2 separate regions of the Mus musculus genome follow, and region 1 is linked to region 2. Evidence: chromatin loops called from intact Hi-C (ENCODE). Cell type or tissue: heart. All regions are shown on one strand. Each heading gives the region's core, and the rest is flanking DNA. Links, peaks and the distances in the headings are about the cores only. Region 1 has its middle 17 kb from the start of Gm40070. Region 2 overlaps Ppm1l (protein phosphatase 1 (formerly 2C)-like).

What was found. Peaks named below come from ENCODE experiments on the same cell type or tissue, not always from the same donor. Only the 100,000 strongest peaks of a DNase experiment are listed, where the experiment ranks them.
Region 1: it touches region 2 in a loop (2.5-fold over the local background); 4 of 42 quality-filtered maps call a loop at or near these places.

Annotation. Positions count from the first base shown.
Region 1 is chr3:69,264,263-69,279,504 of GRCm38, reverse strand. No RefSeq gene overlaps it. Among named protein-coding and RNA genes, the nearest start is that of Gm40070, 17 kb to the right of the region's middle. In heart, for the core only: a CTCF peak has its summit at 7,416; a DNase peak (open chromatin) is centred at 7,454.
Region 2 is chr3:69,317,170-69,332,411 of GRCm38, reverse strand. It overlaps Ppm1l (protein phosphatase 1 (formerly 2C)-like), which reads right to left. Exons shown (of 4, transcript NM_178726.3): 1 at 14,447-15,242. The coding sequence starts at 14,845. It also overlaps the pseudogene Gm17214. Among named protein-coding and RNA genes, the nearest start is that of Ppm1l, 7.9 kb to the right of the region's middle. In heart, for the core only: no CTCF peak of the experiment used is centred there; a DNase peak (open chromatin) is centred at 8,231.

The sequences.
Region 1 (15,242 bases), core at 2,764-10,763, 52 kb after region 2:
AAATGTCAAACTCAACTCAATATTACTGTTAAAGTATTCAGACTATTTTGGAGGGCTCGGGCAAACATTTAATAATTTTGATAATATGGAACATATATTTATAAGTAACCCCCAGCCAATCTCATTAATGTTCATAGGTTTTAGAAAGTATGTTTTGCTTTCTCTCTTCCTCTCTCTGCCTCCTTCTCTTTCTTCTTTTTAAAATTTGTATATATTCATTATGTATAGCATGTATATATGTATATGTATGTATATATATATATATTCATTTTAATCACATTCACCCCCATTACCCTCTCTTATATCAGCATTTCTTCCATGCCTTCTTTAAGAAAAAGTTGAGATCCAGATAGTGCCATTCTTCACAGAAACAGGGGTAAAAGACTTATAAAGAATCACAAAAGACCCTGATTATTGTGGCTACCCAAAATAATCCTGAGAAAAAAGAATGCTGCTGGAGACCTCACCAGATATTATTTCAAGCGCTACTACAATTCATAATAATAAAAACAGTACCGTGGTGGCACAGAAACAGACACATGGAGCAGTGAAATAGAAGAGAGGCTTATGCAACAACAGCCGCATGACTTTTCACAAGGATGCCGAAGTACACATTGAAGGAAAGATAACATTTTCATTAAATTATGCTGGGGACACCGGATATCTTCATGGAAGAAGTAAAATACATCCTTATCTCTCACCACCAGAAGCTCCAAATGCATCAAAGATCTCAACATAAAACTTGAAACTCTAAAACTATCAGAGGAAAGTGTATGGAATACACGTCAAGACATAGGCATATTTCATCCCAGTACTTGGGATGCAGAGATAGGCAGTTCTTTGTGAGTTCAAGGCCAGCTTGGTCTATGTAGTGAGTTCCAGGATAGGACTAGGAAGAGTATTCGTGCCTCATTACCCATCCTAAAACATATAGGCCTAGGGAATAGAGGGATGGCTCAAGAGCTAAGAGCACTCATCGCTCTTGTTGAGGACCTGGGTTCAATTCCCAACACTCACATGGTGGCTCATAACTATGTGTAATTCCAGTTACAGGGAATCTGATGTCTCTCTTTTGATCTTTGTAGGTACTGCATATATGTGGTCTGCTTACATACATTCAGATAAAACACTCATAAAATAAAAGTAAATAAACATTTTAAAATGATATAGGCATAGATAAGGACTTTCTGAATAGGACTCTAATACCTAAGGAAATAAGACCAATAACTGACAATTTCATGGGGTCTTCTACAATTTAAAAGCTTCTATACACCAAAAGAAACTGTCAGTCAAGTCAAAAGGCAGCCTATAGAATCAGATAAAATCACTATCAGCTATACTTCTGTCAGAGGATTCATATCTAGAATACAAATAACTTAATTAAACCTCAGTATGGATATAATAAGTCATCAGGAGTTAGCCTGATACTGTGCCTATTTAACAGAGTAATAGTAGTGGCCTCTCCCCTAGCACCTCTGACCTACCTCGTCACAAGCTCTTGGCACTGATTTCCGTGCAAGGTATGAAGTACCTTGGTGTGGAGTAAGCTTTCAATCCAATCATAGGGTGGTTGGTTATTCCTATGACGTTCACACCACTATTACACAAATGTGTGATTGCCTCACCAGGACAGCCATTATTGTAGCTCCTAGGGGTCACAGCTGGGCAACATTGGTGGAACTTCTCTATTCTAATAGGAATGTGTTTCCTCTTTGGAATTGTTGGTCAGTGAGGTCCTACAGGCCTCCTAGACATTGTAGGCTACCGTCAGTGCTCCTGACTACCCTCCACAACTTGATGGGAAGGCCCTATTGCTGAAGGCACCACATACTTGGATCATAAATGCAGAGAAATCAAGCTGGTACTTCTTCCCTACTGGATAGCTTTCAGAGTGCTGGAAGGTGCTATGCATGCTATCAGAGGAGAAAACTATTATTGATGTTATCGTGTGTGCATGGTAGCTATGAGAGACACACATGGTAGCTAGAGTCATGGGAACACAAGTAAGGATAAAAATAAATACAAAATATAAATAATTTTCTGCACCATCTACTGAAATAATTGTAAGAGGAATATCTCTATATTAGATCTATTTCTCCTATATGGGTTCTGTAATTTGTAAATTGATATTATAAAGAATAAAACATCGGGAAGGAAGAAAATGTATGTTAAAATAAGTGTAACCAAAGAGCATGCTATTAGAAAAGACAAAGTTGTAAATATTAAGCCAAAGCCAAATTCTCCATTACTGGAATCTATTCTGGAGTCACAGGAAATCTCCCATACCAACAAAATAATAGTGCTGGAAAAAAAGTTACACATCACAATCTTCATAGCTATAGTTGTGTTTTCAGTTATTGCTAGAGCAGTTTAATATGAAATAAATAATATATAACAAATACAATTTCAGTAAAGAAAGCCAGATGATATTAATAAACTAAAATTAAATAAGTATTATATAAATATCAATATCTCTGAAACAGCTATTTGGGTGACTTTCTAGTGGCTAGACATAACAATGGAAAGGTGATTGGTTGTAAGAGAAAAGGGATCAGTGAGAATGGGGGATGAGAAGGGGTTATCTGGGGTAAGTTGATCAAAATACAGTATATAGTTAGTGTCAAGTGCTCATCATTAAACTCATTAATATTTATAATTAATATATAGAAGCATAAAAATTACAAACACATAGAAAAGAAAACTTGTTGCTGAGCAGTGGTTGGCACACACCTTTAATCCCAACATTTGGGAGGCAGAGGCAGGGTCTCTGTGAGTTCAAGGCCAGCCTGGTCTACAGAGGGAGTTCCAGGAGTACACCAGGAAACACTGTCTCGAAACACAAAAGGAAAGAAAACAAAAGGAGAGGAAGAGGAGAATAAAGACTGTAAGGAGTCTTAGTTTCTTTCCCAGTTGGTCTGACAACACACTCTGACAAAAGCAACCCAGGGAAGAAAAGGTTTATCTTAGCTCACAGTTGAAAGTTGTCGGTCCATCTCTGCAGGAAGTCACTCTGACAGGGGCATGAAGCTTCTGGTCACTTTACATCCACAGTCAGAAAAGAGAGCAATGAACAGTCCATCTCTTCTCCCATCGCCCTGCATTAGCAGTCTTCATAGCCTCCATCGCTGCTATTTTATGCACTTATTATTTGCTATCTGTATCCCCCACGGGAACACTCCCCATCAGAACGAGGCTTTGGCTTTCTACCCACGAATCATGCCAGAACCCAGGATGATTGCAAGCCTTCAGAAAGCTCTGAGTTCATATTTAATGAATGAATGTATGAATGCTTCCCAGCCACCAAGTCTTCTCCCTGGGAGAGGCTTCGGTGATAGGCTTTCCCCTGGTTTTTACATTTGCAACGGTGAGCATATAAGCCAGGGCTGTGTGGGAGCCCTCTGGCACCTGGGAAGCTCCCGGCTGGGCCCCTACATCACAGGACTTTCCGTTGACACAAAGCCCACAAGTGTATGTTTGCTAAAGTGGATAACGTCCTAACATTTACATCTTCTAACTCTAAACTAGTCCTGCTATGAGTAACAGGTCTTGGAACCATTGATTTCAAACTTATTTTAGCTCCAATCCATATTTGGTTCGAAGGATGAACAAAAGTACAAGTGTAAAACTAAAGGGAGCCTCTGTGCTCGTCTCTGGTGCAACCCCTTGCTAATGTTCCCAAAGGAGCTTTACAGGCTCCTGCAGCCTGGGATGGCACACTTGGGACATCTATCTCCTGGTATATGTGATTCTTGCTGGTAACTCACATCAAGCAGTCTCCTGATCACTGTCCTCCAAGAAGTAACTAACAAGTCACTGTTAATTAAGGCAGGAGACTTAATTCTCCTCCTTCTTCTTGAGACATGGCCTCACTCTATAACCCTGGCTGGTCCAGATCTCACTATATGAGCCAATCTAGTCTCAAACGCACAGAGCTCTACCCGCCTCTGCTTCCCAGATGCTGGGAGTAAAGACAAGTTTCACCATGTCTGGCTGTCCTTGTCTTTCAACAGATGTCCCCTGGACCTAGATAATCCAGAGTCTGCGCATCTTGGCTCACTTTCCACATTTACCAAAAGGTGTTCAATCCAGGCGAGCTTTGTGTAACATGATCATTAATGAAATGGAAGGGAAGTCCTATGAAGTCTTCTACTTTCTGCCATAAAGGTTACACACACACACACACACACACACACACACACACACACACACACACATATATATATATATATATATATATGCATGCACAAATCACTGTAGAAGGCAGACAGTGGAGATGATGGGAGATGGCTCACTGGGTAGAAGTGCTAACTATACTAACACGAGGACATGAATCCGAATCACCAGCACTCATGTAAGAAGCAAGGCATGGCCACACGCGTGACGGCAACCCCAGCTCCATGGGAGGCAGAGCAGGAAGATTCTACTGGGACTTACAGTCTCCAGCCCATCCAGGCTGCAGACACCCTGTCTCGAAGGAGTAATGTGGAAAATGACACAGCAGAGCACCTGATGTCTTCTCTGGCTTCCATGCACTCATAGGTACATACATACTATGCTGCAGGCACACACACACACACACACACACACACACACACACACACACACGAGGGTAGCGGATTGAGTCAGCTAATTGGAAATGAGTGTGCTGCCTGTCTCCTCAGGCTGAGGCACCATCACAGAAATAGCTCTTTTGTACCCGTTAGTCACGTGCCCCACCATGCTTGCAGCGGAAGCCTTTGTCTCCCTCCCAACGTGGCTGCTTCTTTTATCCTCTCAGCCAAAGATGCGGGGCTTACTTGAGCTGGGGACTATTCCGAATGCTGGGCCATCGCTAGTCAGTAGCTGACTCTTCTCTTCACTCTGCTACCTGGCATGAGAACAAATGATGATGTCTGCTGACCTGCTTTTCCTACTGCTGGCCTGGTGTTCGCATTATAAGTAAAGTTGCCAGGGTCCTCGAATGTGAGCTTTCATCTAGTACGAGGCTAAGAATGGTCACTCGAGCAAGGAGACAGACTCCCGGAGACTCGGCTCCCCACAGGAGTTCTGGGTCTGTGCAGGGTGCAGGATTCCTGCAGAAAGTGTGCTAGATGCGTTCTCTCATTATCACTTCTTCCCTTCAGAGCTATTTTTCATGTTTTACCTATAAGCAATGATCTTTATTGGTGCCCTTCAGCCGAAAGGCAAAGCTTTAGATATCATACCTACTCTGAGGGCAAAGGCTGCTGCCAAGGATCTTGTCGGCGTCCGTGGCCTATACTGACACTGGAGACCATGCTGAGGTTCATGGCACGAGCTTAAACAGAGGCCAGATGGATGTCTGTAGTCCGTGCTGTCACCGGGTACCTTGTTGTACTCCATGTTCCGCTTCTGCTGACTGGAAAGGACAAGGAAACTCCAGCAGTAGCAACAATGACTGCAGACTCACAGTGGAGAAAGACATTCTGGGTTTCTGCGACAACTGCCCCCTACCCCTCCAAAAGAAAAAAAGTAACAACCCAAACAGGAAGCCATTGAAGAGAACTCTTAAAAATTGTGATCAGGATGCTGGCGTGTAGCTTGCCACAATAGAACGCTACTGACTGGGGTATGAGGGGGGGGGGGCGGAAGGACTCACTTTTCTTTACAGGGCAGGCCACTGAGAGTTTGGTCATGTGCCAGTGACTATATGGGCAACACAAATTGGCCTTGTTTTTTCCTGGGGGAGGCCAAAAGGATGGGCATGGGGGCAGACCTAGAAGGACTGGAAAGTAAGGGTACATTTAGTGAAGTTCTCAAATAATCAATAGAAGTATGTTTAAAAAGATAAAGGTTTTATATAATAAATTTAATGTGTTTATCAGTTATCTTCCTGACATTTAGCTCCTAATTTGTAGTTTCCTAGATTTCCCTTTTAAAAATCTGAATCCAGCGGGAGTGTGGTGTTGGCGCTCCAGAGGCCGGGTCAGGGTGATTAGACACTCAAGGCTATCCTGGGTCACGCAGCAAGATTCTCCCCCGCACCCACCCCCAAGTCTGAACCTAAAGTTATAAATGTTCCCTTACCCACATGCACTTACTTATGAATACTTCCACTGGCTTTCCGATACTCTTATTTTGCTTTCTGTAGTGTATGAGTGTGAGCTCAGAGCTGAACACAAAACTGGGCAAGCCTTCTCTATGCTACGCCCAGGCCCATCCTACTTTAGTAATCCTACTTAATGACCACATTTAACTCGATGACCACACTTTAACTGCATAGATTTAAGCAGAGTCCTCACTGGTTCTATCTCTGGCCACTATTTCTTAAAGATCATTGATCATTTTTTTATTTCCTTGAATTATTTCTGCCGACTCACATTTAATTGGAATAAATTGTGCAAACATATTTTTCTCAAAGTAGGCATAGTTTCTATGTACAAAAGGGTTAAACTGGGTATGTTGTTGCATACGTGGCCGTTCCACTCACAGCCTTCTGTGTCTATCGAGGCACTGTTTCTGGTGTGTTCCGGAGGCGAAGCTCAAGGTCAGTCAGAGTGGATTCACTGTGCGGGGCTTTCCCTGGGCTGTTCACGTCTGCCCTCACCCGCTTCACATCTCTTCTCAAGTTCAGCCTCCTTCCTGCTTAGCTCCTGAGTCTGTGTCTCTGTGTGTGTCTATGTGTCTGTGTGTCTCTCTGTGTGTTTTATGTGTGTGTCTCTGTGTGGTGTGTGTGTCTCTCTGTGTCTATATGTGCTGTGTCTGTGTGTCTCTCTGTGTATATATTTCTCTCTGTGTGTCTGTGTGTATTGTGTATGTATCTGTGTGTGTGTGTGTGTGTCTGTGTGTGTTGTGTGTGTGTTCTCTCTCTTTATGTGTCTGTGTGTCTCTGTGTGTCTGTATCTCTGTGTGTGTCTTTGTGTTCTCTCTCTCTGTGTCTGTGTCTCTGTGTGTCTGTGTGTTGTATGTGTGTCTGTGTGTCTCTGTATGCATCTCTGTATTGTCTGTCTGTCTCACTCTATCTCTGTGTGTGTGTGTGTTGTATGTCTCTGTGTGCATCTCTGTATGTGCGTGTGTGCTTATGTGTGTGTGTGACATAGGCCCTAGAATTTGAATTCAGGTCATCGAGCATGGTGACAAGTGCCTTTATACACTGAGACACTTCTCCAGCCTCCATCAACTTTTCCTAATATTTATTTCTAGAATTTTCAATTATCTAAAAATAAAAGCAGTTCAAAAGTACGATCTAAATAGATTAGTTATATCTGTTATCCTGCTGCCCATAAAATCACCACAAACCCAACACTGGAAAACAACTTGTTTCCCTTCCTATGGTGTAGGGGGTTTGCTGTGTCTACCTGAGTGTGCCGCTGGGGTCACACAATTGTAATCAAGGTACTGACAGGGCTCTATTCCCACTTGCGCATCTGACTGTTTGTTGGCAGAGTCCCTCCCCCAGGCGGTGGTGGGGCTGCAGGCCATGATTGAGAGCCGCCAACATTCCTCTGGCTGCAGTGCTCAGCAGCTCCTCCAGACCACGATTAGCTCTTAGCAGCCACAGGCAGTTCTCTGCCATGTTAAGTTTCCTAAACATGCCTATAACGTCATCAAGTCAGCAAGGAGTGGTGATGTGAGTCACTGTCCTCCCAGCCAAGAAAGCACCATCTCGGGGAGTTCAGCTGCATCCTCTGGCAAAAGAATTATCCCAACTGAGCTTGTTGACCACTTACACACACACACACACACACACACACACACACACCCCAATGAGGCACGGGATCATAAGATCCTCTCCTGAATATCCAGCTTCACCCTATGATCTGTTGTACACAATTCTGCTTTAATTGTACTTGAGCTTGGGGAAGGGCTAGAGTATATAAGCCAGGCAAGACGGTGGTGGGGGGGGGTCCATCTATGTGGCTATGTGGAAGCCTTCATCCCTGAGTGCTAAAGTCTTATCATGTGCAACCTGTTGTAAGGGGAACACCTACACCCTTTAGGCAGTTCCTCACCTATGCTCTGTTAAGAGTTCCCAAAATACTCATTAGTTCTCCAGACTCAATGCCTCAGTTTGTTGTTGACCTTAGGAATAGGGGAAGACATCATTTTTGTCTCCTGCAGGGAAGACATTTTCACAACATGAGTCAATAGACTACGTTTACTAGCAAGACAGTCTTCTACAGCAAATGTCGATCACAGAAGTACTTCCCATTACCTTTGTTACATTCTTTTGGTCGGTGCAAAACAGTAGATGTGATAGTCATCTTTTTGACACTGTAACAGAAAAAAACAAAAACAAAAAATAAAAAACAAACAAACAAACAAAAATGGAGAAGATCAACTTAAAAAAGGTTGGGTGGGGCATGGTGGTGCATACCTTTAAACCCAGCACATGCAGAGGCAGGAGGATCTTTGTGAATTCCAGGCCAGCCTGGTCTACATAGGGAGTGCCAGGCCAGGTCAGTCATAACTACATAGAACAACCTGTTTCCACCCTTCCTGACACACACACACACACACACACACACACACACGCACGCACGCACGCACGCACGCACGCACGCACACCACGAAGCAAAGTTTTTTGCTCATGGCTTCAGTTCCTGTGACATCAGTTTGTTGTTCCAAGACTATGTCAGCAAAGAACATCATGGTGGAGGAAGCCTGTTAACTTCAAGGCAGGAAGAGACAGGGAAAGGAGAGAGAGATGGAAGGAGACAAGAGCCTAGGGTCCAGACATCTGCCTAACTGACCAGCTTCCTTCTTCTAAGCGCCCCTTCCTAGATACCACCGATTTTCAAGTAATGCCAAGCTAAAGACCTTACTGAACACAGACGACATGCCAAATCCACACCATAGTGGAGGATTCATGAAAGACTTGGACTGCAAATGGTGATCATGATGGTCACCACAGATGGTTAGTAACTGACCGTGATGCAATGGAAATGCTTCCTCCTCATCATCCTCCCCTCCTTCCTCTTCTTCTTCCTCTTCTTCTTCCTCTTCTTCTTCCTCTTCTTCTTCCCCCTTTCACCTCCTCCTCCTCTTCCCTGCTTCTTTCTTCTACTTTCTGTCCTCTCCCTCCTCTTCCCTTCCCTTCCTGTGTGTGTGCCTGTAGATACGTACATTTACATGTATGCAGGAATATATGTGTGTGCACAGGTGTGTGTGTGTGCCCATGTGTATGGAAACCCCGGGTTCACGTCAGGATTCTTCCTTAGTTGCTCTCCACTTTGCTCACTGAGGCAGGTTCTCTCACTATGAACCCAAAGCTTGCTGACTCTGGGTCCAGGCTATCCAAACTCTTTCGACTGCTGAGTCATCAACGTAAACCGCTGCAGCGTTTTCTTGAGCTATCAAGTTTATCTTATGGTGGACAGGGATACAGTTTTATAGTTAATTTTAGAATAAGATTATGTGTTGTGTGTGTATAGTTTTATAAAGTTATTTTTAGAATTTGTGTGTACTATCTAGTTTGCAGTTATACATTTTTCAAACCATATTTACTGCGGTTGTAAAAATCATAATCACAATTCATCCTACTAAATATTTGGTATTATCTGGTCCTTTTTAAATTCGTGCTAGCAGTGGACTGCTTTTTTTTTGTATTTGTATTTTTTAATGTGTGTGAATTTTTTGTCTGCATGTATGTCTGTCTGTGTACCACATGTGTGCCTGGTGCCCACAGAAGCCAGAAGAGTGAGTCAGATCCTGAAACTGGAGTAATAGACTGTTCTGAGTCGCTATATAAGTGCTGAAGATCAAACCTGGTCTCCTGAAAGATCAGTCAATGCTCTCAATTGATGAGCCATCTCTTCAGCCCATGATTTTTCTTTTTAAGACAGGCTTTGGGGGGCTGATAAGAGGATTCACCTGCCTGATGACCTCAGTCCAGACTCTGGGACCTGAGGACAGGGGATAACACTGGGTTTTCCCACTGGGTTTCCTCTGGGCTTCAGTTGTGCACCTTGTACATGTGTGTACACACAAACACGCACACACACTAAATAAGTGCATACACTTAAAACAATTATTTTTTAAAGTCAGTGTTCCATTCTGTGTTCCATCCTAGAACTTGGTAGGTAGACCAGGCTGGCCTCCAGACTCACAGAGATCTGCCTGATTGCTGGCTCAGATGGATGCAACAAAAAAGCCAGTTTAAAAAAAAAAAAAGAAAGAAAGAAAGAAAGAAAGAAAGAAAGAAAAAGAAATGAAAAGAAAAGAAAGCCATTTTAAAAAAAAAAAAGAAAGAAAAGAAAAAAGTTTAAGACAGAGTTTGTTATGCAGGTCATGATGACCTCCAACTTACGATCTTCTTGCTTTATCTACAGAGTGCTGGGATCATAGGCATGTGCCATCATGCCTAACTGGAACTATGTATTACATTACACACATGCACACGGTTTAGTAATTTGGTTTATTTTGAGACACAGTCTAACTCTGTATCCCACTAACTCTGTATCTGACCTGAAACTCCAGGCTAGCCTAGAGCTTGTGGAGGTCCTTTTGCCTCAGTTTCCCGGGTGATAGGATCATAGATGTGGGGTTTTTGTTGTTGTTGTTGTTTGTTTGTTTTTTGTTTAAAGATACATGGTTATTTTTTAAATTACGATCAAAATATCTAAAACAAGAAGCAATGGAGTCCATTCTTATTTAGTCCATTTGACATCTAAATTCCAGCAACTGGGCATGCTTTGTATGATAGTCTTTCTTATAAGTAGTATTTTCAGCTACTAATTACACCGCATTGTTACAAATTAAGTAACGAGAAAGTAGCATTTTGATTTATTGCCTTAATAAATAACTTGCTAGAGTATTGATAAATCTGGCCTCCATAGGCACCCACACATATGCTTGCATGCACACATGCACAGGAGCACATACATTTTAAAGAATGGGTTAATAATAATTAACAGTTATTTCTTAGGGCATAATTCAGAAGTCGCTGGAGCATCTCTCCTATGTTACACTGCAGCACACTTATCTGTACGACTGCACACGAGTCATAGAGTAACCACAAATTATAAATAAAGATAATAATTGCTCTACCTGGAGGCAGCTGCTATATTAGAAATTAAATTTCCAACAATAGTTTATATTGTATATCTTACTAGTTACAACATTTTTTGTCATTTTTTCCCCCCTTGAAACAGGGTTTCTCTGTGTAACCCTGGCTTTCCTGGTTTGCATTTTGTAGCCCAGGATTGTCCTGAACTCAGGGACCCACCTGTCTCTACTCCCCCAGTGCCGGGATTAAAGTTGTGCACCATTATACCTGGCTATCATCTTTATTATTTTTGTTATGTACTAAGAATGGCTACAGTGCTTCAACCTGATAGATATTTTAATTTTTTATCCTTTTAATTGACCTATGAAAATTATATGTCTCTATGGGATAACTTGTGGCATTCAGATTCTCATAGAGGAGTCTTTTCCATAATGATGGCTCTAATTCCACCCACAAGTAGTGTGTGTCTCGCTCCTCACCATCCTCGCCAGAACTTGCTATCTTTGGTCTTCGGTACCAGTCACTCCAAACGGGATGAGGCAATGTCTCACTGTGGCTGTGGTTTGCATTTCATTAGTGCTTAGTGGTTGCAGGTATCTTTCATGCACTTGCTGACCATATGTGCATATCTTTTAAAGACATGTTTATTTAAATTTACTTTTTACTTTTAAAATCAGACTAGAGAAAATTTTGAACTTTTATTTGTGTGTGTGTGTGTGTGTGTGTATGTGTGTGTGTGTGTGTGTTTGTGTGTGTGTGTGTCCACAGAGGCTTGAAGGCAGCACTCAATCCCCTGGAGCTGGAGTTTCAGGTGGTTTTGAGCTGCCTAATGTAGGTGCTAGAAACTGAACTCCAATCCTCTGAGAGAGAAGCAAACATTCGTAACAACTGAGCCATCTCTGAAGCCCCTTCATAGCGCTTATAAATATAACCACTTTCTTGTTTTCTTTTGTAGGTAGTCTACTTTTGACTACCTACAACCAATGTTACAGATTTAGTATGTTGCTTTTTTTTTCTTCCAATTTTGTATCTGTTGCCAAAGTACATGGATCTCACTATAGAATCTAGGGTGGCTTTAAACCACTACATCCTCCTGCTTTGACCTTTGATAGGCGTGCACTGCTACATCTTGCTTGCTTTTACATCCCATAACTTTGTCAAACTTACTCGTTCTAATGATTCTTCTGTGGATTATTCAGGGCTCTCTAGGTAAGAGGTCATATCCTGTAAAAACAGCAACAATTTGACTTTCCAATTCGGAGAGATTTTATTTCCTTCTCCTGTCTAACTGCAGGAAATAATAAATAAAAGTCATAGAAATCCATACCCTCCATATTCCGTCTCTTAAAGAGAAATCTTTCATCTTCTCTCCACTCAATATGATGTTAGCAGCGGGCTCATTAGATATGGTTTTTATCATGCTTTGACAAAACTATATTATACCTAATTTATTCCATTTTAAAGTGCAGGTTGCTGAATTTTGCCAATGCTCCTCCTGTGTGCATCTGATATGACCATACAACTCTGTCCATCCTTGTGCCTATGTGGCTCATCACAGTATTGTTCTGCACAGCCAAACGCCTCTGTATCGATGGGGTGAATCTTGTGGACAATAACGACAGTGGGTTATGTTTTGTGCCATCGTAGTCAGTACTCTGATGAGGATTTTTGCATGTTTATTCATCAACAATACTGGGAAATTTTTTTTTCTGTATTGATTGGTTTGGAGATTTGAGTGTAGAAGAATTCCCTCCTTTTCAATTTTTATGAAAAATTTGAAGAGAATTGTATCACTCTTTTAAATATTTGGTAGAATTTAGCAGTGAGACCTTGTGGCCTTTGCTCTTCCTGGCTAGGAGACTGCTTTGATTTTGCTACTAACTGTTGTTCAGTTTGAATCCTGTTTCTCCATGATTCAGTCTTGTATGTGTTCTAGAATCTGCCTATTTCTTCTAGCTTACCAGTGCATGTGTGTAAGTCTCCATTGATGATTGTATTTTCTGTAGAATAAACTGTGATGTCTCCTTTCTCTATGTTTTTATGTTCATCTAAGGAAAAAGTTTAGGCAGGGGAAATATTTCAGTCAGTAAAAAGGCTTGGTCTGCAAGCATTTGGATCTAAGTTTAATTCCCAATCACTCAAGATGGTGTGTACTAATGACCACAGCGCTGAGAGATTGGAAGAGACAGGGCAAACCCTACAGCTTCCTGGGCAGACAGTCTAGCAAAGCAGTGACTTCCAGATCCAATGGGAAACAATGGCTCAAACATAAGTGGGCTGGATCCTTGGTGATTGCCTCCAAACTCGACCTGAATTTTCTCCATGAGACCCACATGGTTGAGGGAAAGAACCAACTCCTACATTAGTCTTCTGATCTCCATTCATGCATGTACACACACACACACACACACACACACACACACACACACACACAGAGAGAGAGAGAGAGAGAGAGAGAGAGAGAGAGAGAGATTATGTTTTTAGTTTTTTTAAGACAAGATTTCTTGGTGTAGTCCTGGTTGTTCTGGAATTTACTCTGTAGACCAGGCTGACCTTGAATTCAGAGATCTGCCTGCCTCTGCCTCCCAAGTACTGGGATTAAAGGTGTGCACCACCACCTGGCTAAAAAACACAATATAAAATTTTGATTAATTTCTGTTTGGTTTACAGACCCTGGACAAGGGACTGAGGTGCATATTTTAACCTATCAAAGTGAAAGATCCTGACAGAATGTAAAAGGTCACAGAAGCCCTGAAATTGGCAAAATAGATTCCACTGTTAGTAGAAGTAGCTTCACTGATTTAGAAAAGTAGAGGTGCACAATGCTCTGGCCGCTCCTTGAACCTGTGTGTCTGCCAATGTTCTGACCATTCCTTGAACCCAGGTGTGTGCTCACTGCTGCACCTCACTGCCAGGTGTTTGTGATATTGGTTGCTAAGATAGAGTCAGAAAAACAGCAACCACAGCTGGAGCCAATCCAGAGTTACTGCACCTGCATTAGACTCTTCCCTCCCATACCCATTTCTTGAGAAATCAAGATCTGGAAATCCCCTACTCCCTCCTTCTCCTTTTCCCCCCTGAGGACCTATAAAAACTGGGACCACTTTCCCCTCTGGGTCGACTCCTCTACCCCTGCATGGGATACGAGTTGTCCCCAGAACTCTGGCTTTCCCTGAATAAAGCCTCATGTGGTTTGCATCAAGCTTGGTCTCTCGTGAGTTCTTGGGGGTCTGCTATTATCCTGAGACTTGAGTGAAGGTCTCCCTCCGGAGGTCTTTCAAAAGCAGGCCTGGCCTCCAGGCTCTCAACATCTCTCAGTCCCTCCCAGGTGTACCCTGCCCTGAACTTTCCAGTCCGAGGTCTAGGCTGCTCTTCCCCTAGGGGCTCCTCCCTATATAATCCAGACATTTTTTGTGCTCTCTCTTTCTTTCTCCCTCCCTCCTCTCCCCCCCCCTCCCTTTTTCCTTCTCCTTCACCTTCTCTCTGCTACAGCCAGTGAACTCACCTGCCTGAAAGCAGTTTCCGGATAAGCCCACAGTTTAATATATTCTAATCTTGCTTGAATTGGCTCATCTTGCAAGTGGAGAAATAATCTATCAATTTTGTTTCTTGCAGAGAAGCAAGACAGAATAAACAGCAAAAATTACTATTACAATGTAATTATATGGAAGAATTAGCTGGAAATATGAGTTTTGGGAGAAAAAAAGGCATTTGAAGAGAGTCCAATATATCAAGAGGTATTAGTTAAAATACAACAATGTTATAAAATATAAAACAACAGTATTTAAAAAAAACATTATCTTTACAATTATCTAAATTTATGGTGAACAACTTGAAGTGCTAAGTCTTTAAATGTGATAGTGGATCCACAACTTTTAGAAATGCATTTGGAAAAGTCACACTCTGTGAGCTGTTGCTGACCAGTCACCAAACACTTGATATTGTGCTCACATTCTTTGAAATCTCTTAAAGGAAACATATTTGTTCATAGAAAAAAAAAATCAAAACTGATTTGTTTCCAGCAGTCAGCAGTGTTCAGTTGGTTACAGAAGGTTTCGTTGAAAGAATGGGTTTGTTTTTGTTTTTGGTTTTGGTTTTGGTTTTGGTTTTGGTTTTGGTTTTTTTGAGACAGGGTTTCTCTGTGTAGCCCTGGCTGTCCTGGCACTCACTTTGTAGACCAGGCTGGCCTCAAACTCAAAAATCTGCCTGCCAAGTGCTGGGATTAAAGGTGTGCGGCATTGTTGAAAGAATCTTAAAGACAACTAACTGCTTTCCC
Region 2 (15,242 bases), core at 3,912-11,911:
TGCTAGCACTGAAAAGCGCATGCACACAAGTGCTGATTTCTCCTCCAGCGAAGCCATAGTTGTTCTGACTTGAAAAATGCACAGGTAGTCTCTGACCCAGCAATGGGGACACAGACATCATACAGGATCCTATACATCATACAGAAGCCGGAAGAGACATCATACAGGATCCTATACATCATACAGAAGCCGGAAGAGGAGGGCACCGACATGAACAATGTGGTCTGAAAGGGACTGAACCTCCAAACAAGCCAGAGAGTTTTCCGAGTCAGTGTGGATTTGTAGAGACTAGCTGGGAGCAGATGGTTTTCATGCCACTGGAAATGGGGTGTCTCGCTGGTGCTGCTGTGCAGTGCAGGAGCCACACAAATGGTTCCTAAATAACCTTCAGGAGCCCTGTGCCCAGTGACTCCCCTGCCCCCAGGAACAGGGAAGTACGTCTCATTCATAACATGCTCAACTACCAAAGTCCTCAGTCATCCTAGAAACGGTGGAGGCTGCTAAGATTTCATTCCGTTGGCTTCTATTTCCAAAGCAGAGAAATGGAAAAATATTGTTCTGGTTAGATCTCTATCGCTGTGATAACACGCCATGACCAGAAGCAAGCTGGGGAAATTTGTTCAGCACGCAGTTTATAATCAATGAGTTATTTCAGCTTACAGTTCATAGTCAGTCATGGAGGCAGGGCAGGAACCTGAGTGCAGAAACAGAAGCAGAGGCCCTGGAGGGATGCTCCTGTTCAGTTTGCTTTCTTATCTACCCTAGAATCACCTGCCCGGGGGTGGCCCCTCCCACAGTGGGCTGAGCCCTCCCATACCAATCATTTATCAAGAAAACGCCCCCCAGAGATCTCTACTGGCCAATCTGATGAAGGAAAACATCACGTCAGTGAAGTTTCCTCTTCCCAGATGACCCAAGCTTGTGTCAAGTTGACAGAAACAAACAAAAGTCAGCACAAATATAAAATATTATCAGAAAATATAAAATATTATCAGAAAAAGCCTTTGAGTTTCATTCACTTTAAGTGGAGTATTATCTCTTCATATCTCAATCCCAACTTTATCATAGCACAGACCTCTACTTCAAGGAAAACATCATTTTATCAATATGTATAATCTTAATCTCCATGAATATTTTAAAAGTGTTTGGTACTTTGCCAAGGAGAAAAGCTATAGAAGTGTTCTGGCTAATGTTATTATGTGTGCATGAGACGGAAAGTGTACACGCAGAGGTCTACACACAACTCTGTCATGTCAAGTCTCTCCCTACTCAAAGACTGAGACTGGGTTTGAAGGTTTATAATAAATAAACCAGAATATGGCTTAATGTTGACTAAGAGAATAATGTATTCCAACTTTTTGGAATGAAAACACAAAACAAGCATTTTATCAAACAAGCATGCCACTGGTATTACAACAAATGAGAAAATGATATTTTGCTGGTTAAAGTGAACAAGAAAATACCAACTGTTTTGGTCTTCCAAAATAATAAACTATCAGTACACTGGTACCCGGAGAAACTGTGCAATCATTCATAAATCCCATATATTTATCCTAAAGCCTGTAGTATCCCAAAGGAAATAAAACCTCAATCTTTCTTACTGTCAGGACTGTCTACACCGATGGCCCCGTAACTGCCCAGCAAGGGGGAGGTGGAGGATTCTCTATAATGAGACAAGAGACTGTGTCAGCAATAAATGGGGTGTCTCGAAACCTGCCTGAATGTGAGGCTCACTTGCTGACTTCAGACACCATTACTTCCATAACAAGGGGACTCTCCTACACAATTACCTACCAAAGATTCATCTACCAAGGTTTGCAAAATCACATATCACAGGAACATCACAATCACGGGAGAAACCTGGAGTCCTTCTGAGCAAAGTAAAAAAACAAAGGTGATGTCTACACACTAACAACTGTCTGTGTTTTACCACCCTATGGAACTTCAACCAGAAACTAGTAACACAGCTTTGGGGCTATATATATATCTATATCTAAGAGGCCAGTTCCCCCTACCCACTGAGCATCTCTCCAGCCCTAAGAGACACAAAAGTCCCACTCTCAGCTTCCAATTCTAGTTTTATTACTTAAAGCTATGAGGAACTGAGTAAATTACTTCATTTCTTATTGCCTTAATGTGTACTTTTATAAAATGGCAGAAATTTACTATCTGATACACTCTTGTGAAAACTAAAATTAGGTAACACGCAGAAGTACTTTGAGCACCACTATCCTGGTTTGCTTTCTGTTGCTGTGATAAAACATTGACCAAGGCACCGAGTCGCCCTGCTTCCTGCCTCCCTCCCCTGGCTTACTCGGCTGTTCCTCACACCTCATTAAATGGTGCTGAGGAAACAGGATAGCCACATGCAGAAAAAACAAACTAGACCCTCTGCCTGCCTCTGTACAAAATCAACTGAAATTGATTAAAGCCCTTACTACAAGTCCTGGAATACTGAAATCGCTATAAGAAGACACTACAAGATACAAGCAGAAATTTCCTGCAAAGGACTTCAGTAGTTCTGAAAAGCATACCAAGAACTGAGAAATGGGATAGACATCATGTGAGGATAAAAAGCATCTACATAGAGAGATGGCTCACAGATTGGGAGAAAACTCTGCTAGCTACACAGTCGGTGGTAACTTAACATCCAGAATACATGAATAACTTCAAAACCTAAAACCTAAAACCGAAAAAAAAAAAAAAACAAAAAAAAAAACCTATAACTCTACTCACAGTCTATCTAAAAGAATGGCTATCATGAAGAGAAAAGAAAAGACAAATATTCCCAATAATGCAAAGTGCGGGACTCCTTACATACAGCTCATGGGGATATAAAATATGTACAGCCATTGTGAAGGCTTCGTGAAAAATAAAATCAGAACAACCCAGAACGACCACGGGCTCCGTCATCCTCAGCAGGTTTATGCTTCTGGTTTACAGCTGAGGGGCTCTCACCATCTCAGCCACACCTGCACGTCCTACTGCGCACGCGCAGCACTATTTGTAACAGTCAAGCTTCGGAATCAGCTTAGGTAGCCATCAAGAGATGAACAGATAAAGAAAACACAGTGTATAGGCATAACAGAGTTTTTACTGCCATAAGGACGAAATTACGTCTTTGTCTGGAAAATTAGAATGCATCTAGAGACCTTCATCTTAAATGAAATAAACTCAGAAAGATGAATACTGCATGTCATTTCTCATTTGTACCCTAGATTTTCTGTGACTACCTAAAACCAGATATATACACACACATATATATCATACATAGCTACAGATATCAAATATCACATGTAGATATATATAGCATATCATGTGTAGATATATTAAACAAATATATACATACACACACACATAAATACACACATATATGTGTGAGAAATGCATATATCATATAAAAGCCAAAAAGAGACTAGAATAAGAAAGGAATTCAAAGCTCATGGGAAGACGGAAAAAGGAGTGTATGAGGGAGTAATATAGTCAGAGCACATGACATCCATGAAATTATCCCTTCCTCTTTATTTAATTTTATGTGTATGTATGTACACCACATGCATGCAGGAGCCTTCAGAGATCAAAAACCAGTCAGGACTCCTCGAACTGGAGTTCCAGATTGCTGTGAGATGCCACGGAGGTGCTGGGAACTGAACCTGGGTCCTCTGCAAGAGCAGCAAGCACTTTTAACAACCAAGCCATTACTTCAGTCAGAAAATAAACACCAATAAAGATAACATAGAACAGCCTGGAGAACACGCAAAATTTGTATGCCCCAGTACAGGGGAACGCCAGGGCCAAAAAGGGGGAGTGGGTGGGTAGGGGAGTGGGGGTGGGTGGGTATGGGGGACTTTTGGTATAGCATTGGAAATGTAAATGAGCTAAATACCTAATAAAAAATTTAAAAAAAATAAAATAAAAATAAAAAAATAAAAAATAAAAAAAAAAGAACAGCCTGGAGAGATGGCTCAGTGGTTAAGAGCACTGACTGCTCTTCCAAAGAAAACAGAACACAAAACATCTTAAAAAACAAAAAACAACAAACAAAAACAAATTCCAAAGCATAGTAGAAACACTAAAATATTTATTACATTAATTACAATGTTGAAAAGTTAGAATAAACTAAATGTATCAGGAAATAGCCGTGTAATTTAACAGTTATAAATTAAGTAAAATATTATCCTATCACTAAAAACTGTTTGTTAGACATAAAAACATAGGGGCTGACTACATGGGTAAAGGTGCCTGCTGCCAAACCTCATGACCTGAGTTCAATTCCCAGGACCACATGGTAGAAAAGCAGAACCATTTACTGCAAGTTGTCTTCTGACTTCCACAGGTGTTTACCTCCCCCCTAGTCATATAGCAAATAAGAAATAAAAATATAGAGAATTATAGTGCAAAATGGCAGCATGTTTAGTGTGTTTACAAATAGCATAAAGTGTTGTAACGTCTGTATAATGTAAAACTGTATGTATGTACACTGACAGGATTATGCAAAACCATATTTGAAAAGCCCACTAAGACCAACAAGCCACACACTAACATGGCAAGAGTGAATGTGCCAGGCTGAGACCCGAAGTGGCTTTTTCTCTACACTATCATGGTGTTATATTATTATACTCTCATGATTTCAAAATTCAGTTGTTTTTAAATATATTTCTTGCAGCTTTATTTGAATATTTCATGCTACTTAATATTTATTTATATTAATATTTAATATTAAGAACACTACAATATTATGTTAGAGCACCTAGTAAAGCAATATTAAAATTAAAACACAAAAGTATGTCCTTAAAATAACTAAAGATCACAATGGAAATTAAGAATAAAACAAATCAGATATTAACTTCAAGTTAAAAACATGATTTTTTTTTGTTCAGAACTGAGTCCCTATCCCCAGGATCACTTAAATATGAGATCGAATGATCACAGCCAATAAAAGTTAAATCACTTTTTAAGAACTAAGGACAGCTAGGTACGGTGGTGCACTTCTCTAATGCCAGCACTTGGGAAGCAGAGGCAGGCAGCTCTCCTTTGAGTATGAGGCCAGCCTGGGCTACCTACAGCATTCCAGGCCAGCCAACACTACACTGTCGCACAAAACAAAAATAAAAGTAAGACATTGTAGAGTTCCTGAATCCTGAAGAGGCTGTGCTCTGTAATAAAAGCTAAGTCATCTGCAGAAACAAAATGATAATCAAAGATGGGACTAGCGCACTGCCTGTGATCTCCACAGCACCGAGAGCTGAGGCAGGAGGACAAGATGGCTTCCAGGTCAGCCTAGGCCTCACAACAAGACCCTGTCTACAGGAAACAAAGGCCTTCCCGCTTGACTAAACCAGATCTGGTAAGTAATGCATTATTTTCATTGTTTCAAAATGCATCCACATAGGAACATAACAGCAATGATGTTCTGAAAGTTCAGCGAGCACACAATCAGCACACGTTTTATGAATGCCAGAAACTCCGCCATCAAAGGAGGGATGGAGCAAATTCCTAGCCAGACTCACCACTGTCTGAGTGATGCTCTCCTGCCCACCAAGGAGGCGCTCCGGGCTCCTCTTTCAGTGATAGCCCACACCACTCTGCATTGGTCCAGGCTCAGCATCTGACTCTCCCTCTTCACCTGCCACTCAAGGCAAATCTTCTCCAACAGGGATGACACAGGACTGCTAAAGCAAGGATGGTTTGTCTTGCTCAACAACACACCATGCCTTCAAATACCCATAGAGACAGCCCCGATCCTCAGCCAGGGTCCAAGGCAATGCCAACACTTCGGCAGTCTCCTGTTCTCCTTGCTTCTGTACACCCTAACCCCCACGCCTAGACTCATCCACCTTGGGTCCTAAGACACTGGGTACATCTTGTCACTGTATGTCATAAGCAACTGTGACTCGTAATTGTTCAAATATCAAAATGTGCTACTTACTTTTAAAAACTAAACTAGCAGGGTTGGAGAGACAGCTCAGTAGTTAAGAGCACTTACTGCTCCTACAGAGGGTCAGAGTTCAATTTCCAGCACCTACACAACAGCTCATGAACTTCAGTTCCAGGGCATCTGGTTCCCTCTTCTGGCCTCTAAGTACCAGGCATGTATATGGTACACACACACTCATGCAGTCAAAACACGCATACACATAAAAATAAATAAATCTTTTTAAGAAGGAAAGAAAAGATAAACTAGCTAGGTCTAGCTATGTGTAGTGATTGGTGCCTATAGCCTCTGTTATTGAAGAAGCTGAGACAGGAGGATAACTTGAGTTTCCAAGGTCAAGGTCATTCATTGTTAGAGTAAGCATGGGGAACAGATCCACCCTCAAAGAACTAAACAAAAATGCAACCACAAAACCTTGGAAGGACTTCCGATAATATCCACATACTTGCACTAGAAATTGGACAGAGGACTAAAGATAGGGCTTAGTAGTGAAGTACACAGTTACCAAACACAAAGTCCTGGGTTCAATCCCCAACACATGGGAGAAAAAGTGTGTGTGTGTGTGTGTGTTTCACCCAAATGAAATGTCCCCTGAAGGCTCATGTGCTGGTGGCTTAGTCCTCACGTGGTGATGTGGTGAGGAGGTGACTGGACCATGAAGGCACTAATTAACCATCGGTGAGTTCACAGCTGATCGGGTTGCTCTGAGGACCTAGATGAGTTAAGGGTATATCTTATCTCCGTATTCTCCACTTATCGGCTGCCCTGAGGAACGCAGGTGTCTTCTGCCTTGCCCTTCCACCATGACACATCCTGTGCCATGTGATGTGTCCTGTCTGCTACAGACTGAAGGCAGTGATGCCAGGCTGAGACCTGTGAGACATGAGCGGAAATAGAGCTTTCTTCCTCTAAAGTTGATTTTGTTTGTTTGTTTGTTTGTTTGTTTGTTTTTTCAGGGACTAACATCCCCCACCAGGTTCTTCCGAAAGCAGCATCCCTGCAGGATCCACCCGTGTTGAGCAACTTGCTATGCTTCAAATTATGCACCGCAGTTAAACAGTCTAAGCTACTTTTCTGATCTTAAAAAGCAAAAGAGGGTGGAGCGAAGATTGCCCTTAATCTCAGCGATTTCGAGGTAGAAGCATGTGGATTTCTGAATTCAAGTTCCAGGACAGACAGGGCTACGAAGAAAAACCCTGTCTTGAAAAATCAAAAAAAGAAAAAGAGGCAGGAAGATTTGGAGCAAGGGGCCAACCTATATAGCAAGATCCTATCTAAAGAAATAAATAAGTAAATAAGTAAATAAATAAGGTGGGTAGGCGGGAAGACAAAGGGACTCTAACAGAGCCAGAAACTTCGGGGAGCCATCACAGATTCATCCCACCCCACCAGGATGCTGACAGCTCCGTAGAAAGTTGAAGGCTGAGAATTTTATTTGACGGATTATCTGTTCCCAGTGCTGATGATAAGTTTACTTTCCAAATAAATGCACTTAACATAAAATAAATCATCTAAGACCACCATGTAGATCAGAATGGACAGTATTCAAATATAGAAAACACAATGAAGGGTTTCCAGAATGACAGCTATTGACAAAAGTCTACTCTAAGCAATAGGACACCTACTCGTCCAGCTAAGTCTGCATTTTGCTCTCTCTAATCCATTGAAGGGGAAGAAATGTTATCTTCCCTTTCCTAAAATGCTAGGATAGCATGGGATGTCAGTTTCTTCTTACAAGTACCCAGACTCAACAAGCTGGCTCAGACAGGCCGCCACATACTTAAGAATGATGGATGCCCAGCAGTTCTAAGATTCTAAAACATTTCACTTCCCCAGAGTTAGACAGAAGCTTCCTGAAGAGCTAGGGCTATAGCTCACTGGATGAAGAAGTGCTTGCCACATAGGCCTGGCGACCGGAATATGGATCCCCACCACCTAGGAGGTGTGGTGTCCCATCTGTAATCTGAGTACCTTGGAAGCAAGGACAGGCAGCCCTACGGGCAAGATGGCTAGCTATATTGGCCAAAGTGGCAAGGACCAGGGTCAGTGAGAGACCCTACCTCAGTAATTCAGTGGAGAATAGTCCACGCGGTACCAATTTCTAGCCTTCAGATGCATACACACATATGCAAGTACATACACACACTTGAAAGTATACATGCACATCACACACACACACACACACACACACACACACACACACACACACACACGCTTCCTGGGGCAAAGAATGCACTGACTCATCTTTGGACAGCACACAGCTTAACCCTGTTTCCACAGGAGGCACACCACACAGATAAGCGCAGTTGGCACCATCTCCTGGCCCTCTTACCAGTTTGTTAAAAGATGCACAAGGTCACAGCCAGCCTCCTACACTCACTTGCCAAGAGGTTGCCAAGAACAAGAGAAAGGAAAAACAAGAAAGACTTCGAAGAAGGGAGAAAGGGGGGAAAAAAAGACCTTTCTTTTTGGGAAAGTATTAATGTACCATTTTAAACAAAATAAGAATAATATTTTCTCTAAAGCCATAAAGCATTTCTCCTCAGTAAACCTCTAGGTCTCTTGTACACCATGATGTGAGAGTTAATCATTTACTCAGTTGTAATGCCTGAAAAGCAGACCATTGACTGTACTTGTAGTTTATCTAGTTAGAACTGGACCTTATTTCAGAGAGACCCAATGAAATGTCCATAAATACATATTTATACCACAAGGTAAATGATGCATACAAAGGGAGAGGGAAGTGGGACAAAGGGAAACTGAATGTAGAAAAGATGAGCTATCCTGGGAGTGGGGTTAACAGGCCAAATGAATGTATCCTGTGACATTCTACACATTTACACAACACTTTATAGCAGCAAAACAAACAAACAAAAACCCACCGGATGACTCAGTTGTATGATCCGACAGACTTAAGATGAAAACGGAAACGCATTAGGGAACTACCTCTCCCTTGGTCTTCATGAAAAGCATTCTATGTTGCTATGCACACTATATATGCTATGTACACTATATATGCTATGCACACTATATATGCTATGCACGCTATATATGCTATGTACGCTATATATGCTATGCACACTATATATGCTATGTACGCTATATATGCTATGCACGCTATATATGCTATGCACACTATATATGCTATGTACGCTATATATGCACGAGAACCCTCAATAATGTCTTTGCAGTCCGTTTGTCGGGGCTTCGGAAGACCATGCCTCAGAACAACCCTCACCGGCAAGACAACATCGCACAGAGACAGGCACACAGGCTGGAGAAGGCGGGCGGTCCCGGCAGGGACCCGGGGATGGCGCTCCTTTGGCTCTAAATTTCCTTCTGTTTAAACTAGCCTAAAACAGAGGCTTCATACACCACTTACTTTTGACAACAAGCCAAATCTCATGATCCTGTTTGCTCTGGAGTATATATATATGTCTGGGCTTTTGTAACATTCTCAGAGGAAAGCCTGCCTCAGAACAAGTACCACCGCTCAGGTCAGGAACCTGTGTGCCTGGATCCTGCAGGCAAGCCTCCACACAGTTTCGCATCTGGGCTTCAAGACTGAAATCCCCAACAAGCACCTGACGTATGTTCTTCTCTGATATGGAATACGAACTTTCAAAAATGTATGTTATAATATATAGGAATGCCTATTAGCATGTGAGCATTAAAAAAAAAAAATCCAGTCACCTGGATAGATGTCAGCCAAACCTGCAAAGGATTGGATTTTTCTTCTGTACAGTACTTTAAATAAATAAATAAACAAACAAACAAACAGCTGGGCGTGGTGGCGCACGCCTTTAATCCCAGCACTTGGGAGGCAGAGGCAGGCGAATTTCTGAGTTAGAGGCCACCCTGGTCTACAGAGTGAGTTCCAGGACAGCCAGGGCTACACAGAGAAACCCTATCTCAAAAAAACTAAATAAATAAACAAACAAACACACAAACAAACAAATGACAAAATGCCTTTTGCCTGTGGGTAAATTATAGGTGCCAATCATTTTCCTAGATGACATAGTGGGTAGGGGGTTGTTTATTTGTTTGGTTTAGCTTGTTGTTTTTTCGAGACAGGGTCTCACTACATAGTTCTAGCTGTTCTGAAACTCACTATGTAGACCAGATTGGTTTTGAACTCACAGAGATCCGCCCGCCTTTGCCTCCTATGGGCTTGAAACAAGACTTGGGCCACTAAGCCCAGCCCCTTAGCTGACTGAAGTTTAAAAAGAGCAACCTTTCTCTCTCTATTGCAACAACCTGAGCTTCGTTTATAACCTTTGATTGTCTTGATCTTAGGCTACGTAAGAAATTCACTGTCGTAGCTTCAGATACATACACAAGCAGCCAAGCATCTGCCCATAATGTGGTGGAGAGGATGTTTAAAGGGTCCAAGAGAATCAAGGAAAGGACCAGCTCTACTGGATTTTACACTTTATACATCTAAATAAAGTCATGGCCATCCAGTCTAGTGTTCAACACAAGTCCTGAGATATGTTGGGGGTCGGGGTGGGGACACTTGCTGAATATGCTAACTCAATTCATAGGAGGCTGAAGTAAAAGTCAGAATTCCTACCAATGTATAAATTAGCTACAGAGAATAGTCCTTCTCAGTAATCAGAAACCACGAGCCTGAGACCAGAGTGCCACTTTCTCAATGTCCATCGAACCCTTAGCTAATAAACATTCGTTTACCAGATGTTAGAAAGAAGGCGCAGAGAATTTGGGAAATAAGTTAGTTACGGGGGCCCCATAAACATCTTTCTAGTGACGCAAGTTGAAACTCCCACAGGTAAACCATCCCTCCCTGGGTTATCATCGCCACAACATGGCAGACTTCCAGCTGCTCGAGCGGTCTTCGGTAGCTTTCACTCCATTGATTCCTTCCAACAAGGTATGACTGAAGAGCATTCACCTCACATTCATCATTATCCCCACCCCACCCCCACCTTTTTTTAGATAAACGTCTCCCAGATAAAGCTGCTTAAGCAAATGGCCTAAGGTCACAGCAGATATGAAGTCACAGAGGTTCAAAGCCAGAACCTAAGTCAAAGCACACACTCTTTGGGGCACCGTGTGGAACATGCCTAGAGGCATGGGCACAGCACTGGGCAGATTAAAGCAGGAGGATTGTGAGCTCCTGACCGCCTTCGCTCCACAGCCAGACCCTAGTTTTAACCACAAATAGGCAAGCAAAGCCTCCCTCTTCATCTTACAGTCAATGGTGCCTTCTTGGCATTTCACCTCACCGACCTCTCAGTCTGCTTGAAATGATTGTTCTTCAGTTCCTAGATCACCACAAGCACCCGGTGCCATCGCTTTGGGTCTAACAGTTGCTCTTTATTAGACTGAAGCTTCTCTGGCGGGCAGAAGTCACGTTCAGTCACCCTTGTATCCCTAGAGTGCTACGTATTAGGTAAATATGCAAGCCTATTATCTGGTGAAGAGACCAACAAACCCAAAGTCTCCGACTACCTTAGATAGCTTAGGAAGAGCACAATTTCTCTAACTGCACCTCGTCTAAAAAGCCGGATGAAATCAATAAGTAAGGACGAACTATACAAGTGCAAGTAAAGTTTCCTTTTGAATCTAAATCTGGGTGGCTTATTTTATCAGTATGAATTATCACAAATAACATTGAACTCATTTAACCTCTCTGTTGTGTATGGCCAAGTGTGTGCACCTATATTCAGAAAAGGCACCTTTTCTGAGAGGTTGTAACCATCAACCAAAAAAAAAAAAAAACCACACTGGCACCCTCCTCTGGTGGGAAGCCAAGAACACACAGGACAGGAACTAGATGCTGGGATTGTCTTAAAATGATATAACAAGATATTAAAAAATCATAATAATAATAAGCTCTTCCTGTAATCGGCCAGAGGTGACCTGCGAATATGGTTCAATACTCTCTTGACCCAGAAAACCCCACAAAATCATGCAAATCAAGAGGTCCAAACCTTCGTGTTCACTTTAAGAACACCTGGGAAACTGCCCCGGCCATCAAGTGTATGCATATCCGCAAAGCCACGAAGTGTCTGAAGGACGACACTTTAAAGAAGCAATGTGTGCCATTCCAGAGGTATAATGGTGGAGTCGGTAGGTGCGCCCAGGCCAAACAGTGGGGCTGGACACAGGGTCGGTGGCCAAAAAAGAGTGCTGAATTTTTGCTGCACATGCTTAAAAATGCAGAGAGGAATGCTGAACTTAAGGGTTTAGATGTAGATTCTCTAGTCACTGAACACATCCAGGTGAACAAGGCACCTAAGATGCACTGACAAACCTACAGAGCTCATGGCCGGATTAACCCATACATGAGCTCCCCCTGCCACAGTGATGATCCTCACTGAGAGGGAACAGATCCTTCCAAAGCCAGAAGAGGAGGAGAAAAAGATATCCCAGAAGAAACTGAAGAAACAAAAACTCATGGCCTGGGAATAAATTCAGCATAAAATAAATGCAGATAAAGTTTTTTAAATAATAACAATAATAAAAGCAAGAGAGAAGTCACCAGCAGTATCTGTTACAATCACCACCCCGATAGCTCATTTATAACACTCCTGGGTTTTCTTTCCTAAGGTAAAACAAAGGCAAGGAGACTAACCTGACCGCACCTGGTCAGAGGTGAAGCCAGTCACTCCATTTTTGTGAGAACTGATAATGTTAACTACTTTGCAAACAGCAAGTATTTAAACACTAGGCGCAGTAAAAGGCATTTCACGGTTTGTCTACCAGTGGTCACCTTTTCCTTTAGTACTTGTTTAGATGTGCATCGTGAAAGTGGGGTGCACCTAAAATACTTTGAACTAAATAAAGCATCCATCGCATCCTTTCCTGGGTGGCGTATTTGCTCAGACACTGCTAGAAACCTTTCAACTGAAACTTCTGTCTCTGAAGACAAATTTAATCATCCAATCACAAGTACAATATGTCACATTAGACACCACCGCCAGGTGTTCTTTCTACCACACTGATAAGTCATCAAAACTTCTAAAGTGCTTTCAAACCCCAGAATCAGATTATCAGCAACTGTTCTACTGCAGACTTATAATAAATATAAGTTTCTTAAATTATTTACAGGGGAGAGACTCGAAGCTTGCTTCACCCCCACTGAGTCAGTCCAGGCACATAAAACAACATTATGACTCCATCACTAAACAGCTACCCTTGGTTGTTGGTATCTTTTTGCTCACTAGGCTGTGTCTCCTATCTCAACTAACCTCCTGTCTTTCAGCTACCCTGTGGCCAATGGGAGGAGAACTCCGAACTGCCCCAAAACTACAAAAGTATGATGAATGAGAAACTTTCATTCTGAAGGTCATACTATAAACAGGCAAAGGGGGTGGGAAAAAATGTTTGTTTAAATACTAATTCCAGTCTTATCACCTAAATGCTCCAAATGTTTGGTGTTCTCTACAAAGTTAACAGGGAGGCACTGTAACCTGGGCAACATTTGCAAACGGTGAGTGGAGAGTGGAGAGCGCCTATAAGATAACCAACTGAAAGCTTCCTCAGACCAAAAACAAGCAACGGTGCCCTGGGGCCCACCGGGAGGAGGAAGACGGATAAGAATGCAAGGAAAGGGGAAGAGGAAGACAGGACAACCAACCCGGGAAAGGAATGCCGCCAAGAAAGAGGTGGGGAAGCCTGAAGCAATGTAAGTTACAAGTGTCCAGCTGAGGCAGATGTCAGAACTTGCTACGGAGCCACATTTTAACACGCCCTACGTCTGGGCACAGGGCCAAGGGCAGGACCTCCAGGAAACCTGAGACTCCACACGCCCAGAGTGTCCAATGTCACAGAAATATGCCAGAAAGACCTATAGCAGGCTTTAGTCTATTTCCTGCTCCCAGATCAACCCCAAGCAAAGGCTTATAGAAAGAAGAGGACATCAGCATCCCCAAGCTGGCCACTGCATAGAGGTCAGGTGTGCCTAACGCCGGCTCTGAGCGCACTGCCACCTCTGCAAAGGCCAGGCAGCCAAAACCCACCACCAGCGAGGCACCCTGTCCCACGTCCTATGGCTCTAGCAAAGTTGGCAGAGTTGGGAAGAAGCGAAGCGTTGCAGCTGGGAGTCCTTCCCTAGCGCGAAGCGAATAGAAGTCGGAGCTTCCTTCACCTTCACCCAGTCTATCCAACTGGTGCAGGCTTCTTCTTTTAGGGGTACACGAAAGACACGACGTTCCTTAACTGCCTCAAACTCTAGAACCGGGACACTGAGGCCTGGTGACAAAGTTCACTGCATATACTATTCATTCTTCCCAGAAAACTAGCAGTTATTAACTGGCTTCTGACCTTGGGAACTTTATATTAAAATGGCACGGAATATCCAGTGTCTCTCGTGTCTCTCAGCTAAAGTGAACGCTCTCATACCCAAGATCTCCTTGGCAGGGTCTTGGGAACTTGACTCACCTTGTCATCACCAGGTCATTACCACGCCCCTCTCACCCCGATCCGACCCCGCCAAGCACGAGACGCCCGGTTATTTACACACACATAGACCCAGAGAACTCCTACCTCGCCGCCGTGCCCATCAAAGATTCCGAAGATGGACGGGTGCGTCTTGTTGGCTAGATCGGTGAGAACTTCGAAGCGATCTTCCATGTGGTCTCTCCGGCCCTGGATGGAGTACACCGCCACATTATGGCTCTTGAATTCCCAGGTCTTGGAAAACTCGGCCTCCAGCACATCAAGTCCTCCAAGACGATCGTTCTGCATAATCTCGGCCACCTTGCCCTTCACCATCTTCACCGCGTCCCGGCTAGACTTAACGATGGTCTTCACTTCGTCCGTGTGGAAGAAGTAACTCCAGAGAGCCAAGCTGATGCACAGCAGGAAAAGCGTCTCGGGTCTCAGTAAGAAGTAGCGCATGATGCGACCCAGCAGAGACAGCAAAGTCATTGTATCCTCTATCATTTATTATCCCTAGAGCCCGGACCAGCAGCAGCGACGCGTGCCCCGCAACTCGCGGGGTCCGAGTACTGCGGGCACTGCCCGCGGGGACCAAGGCGGAGAGGCAGCCCGGGCCGACAGGGTGAACGAACCCACGGCCGCTCGGAACAGTCGTCCAGAACGATGGCAGTTTCCCTTTTGTCTGGGCAGCCCGAAGGCCCGTGCCTGCCGCCTGCGCCGCCTTCCCTCCCCGCGCTCTTTGTGAGACCGCAGCGACGGCGGCGGCGGCGGCCGCCGCGGGTGCCCCGGGTGGGCGACAGGAATCAAGTTAAAGTTGCGCCGAGCCGGTCCGCAACGGTGAAGAGGATTTCGGGGTGCCGATGCCCGCGCGGTCCCTTTAGGGGTCCCCCCTCGCGGTTCC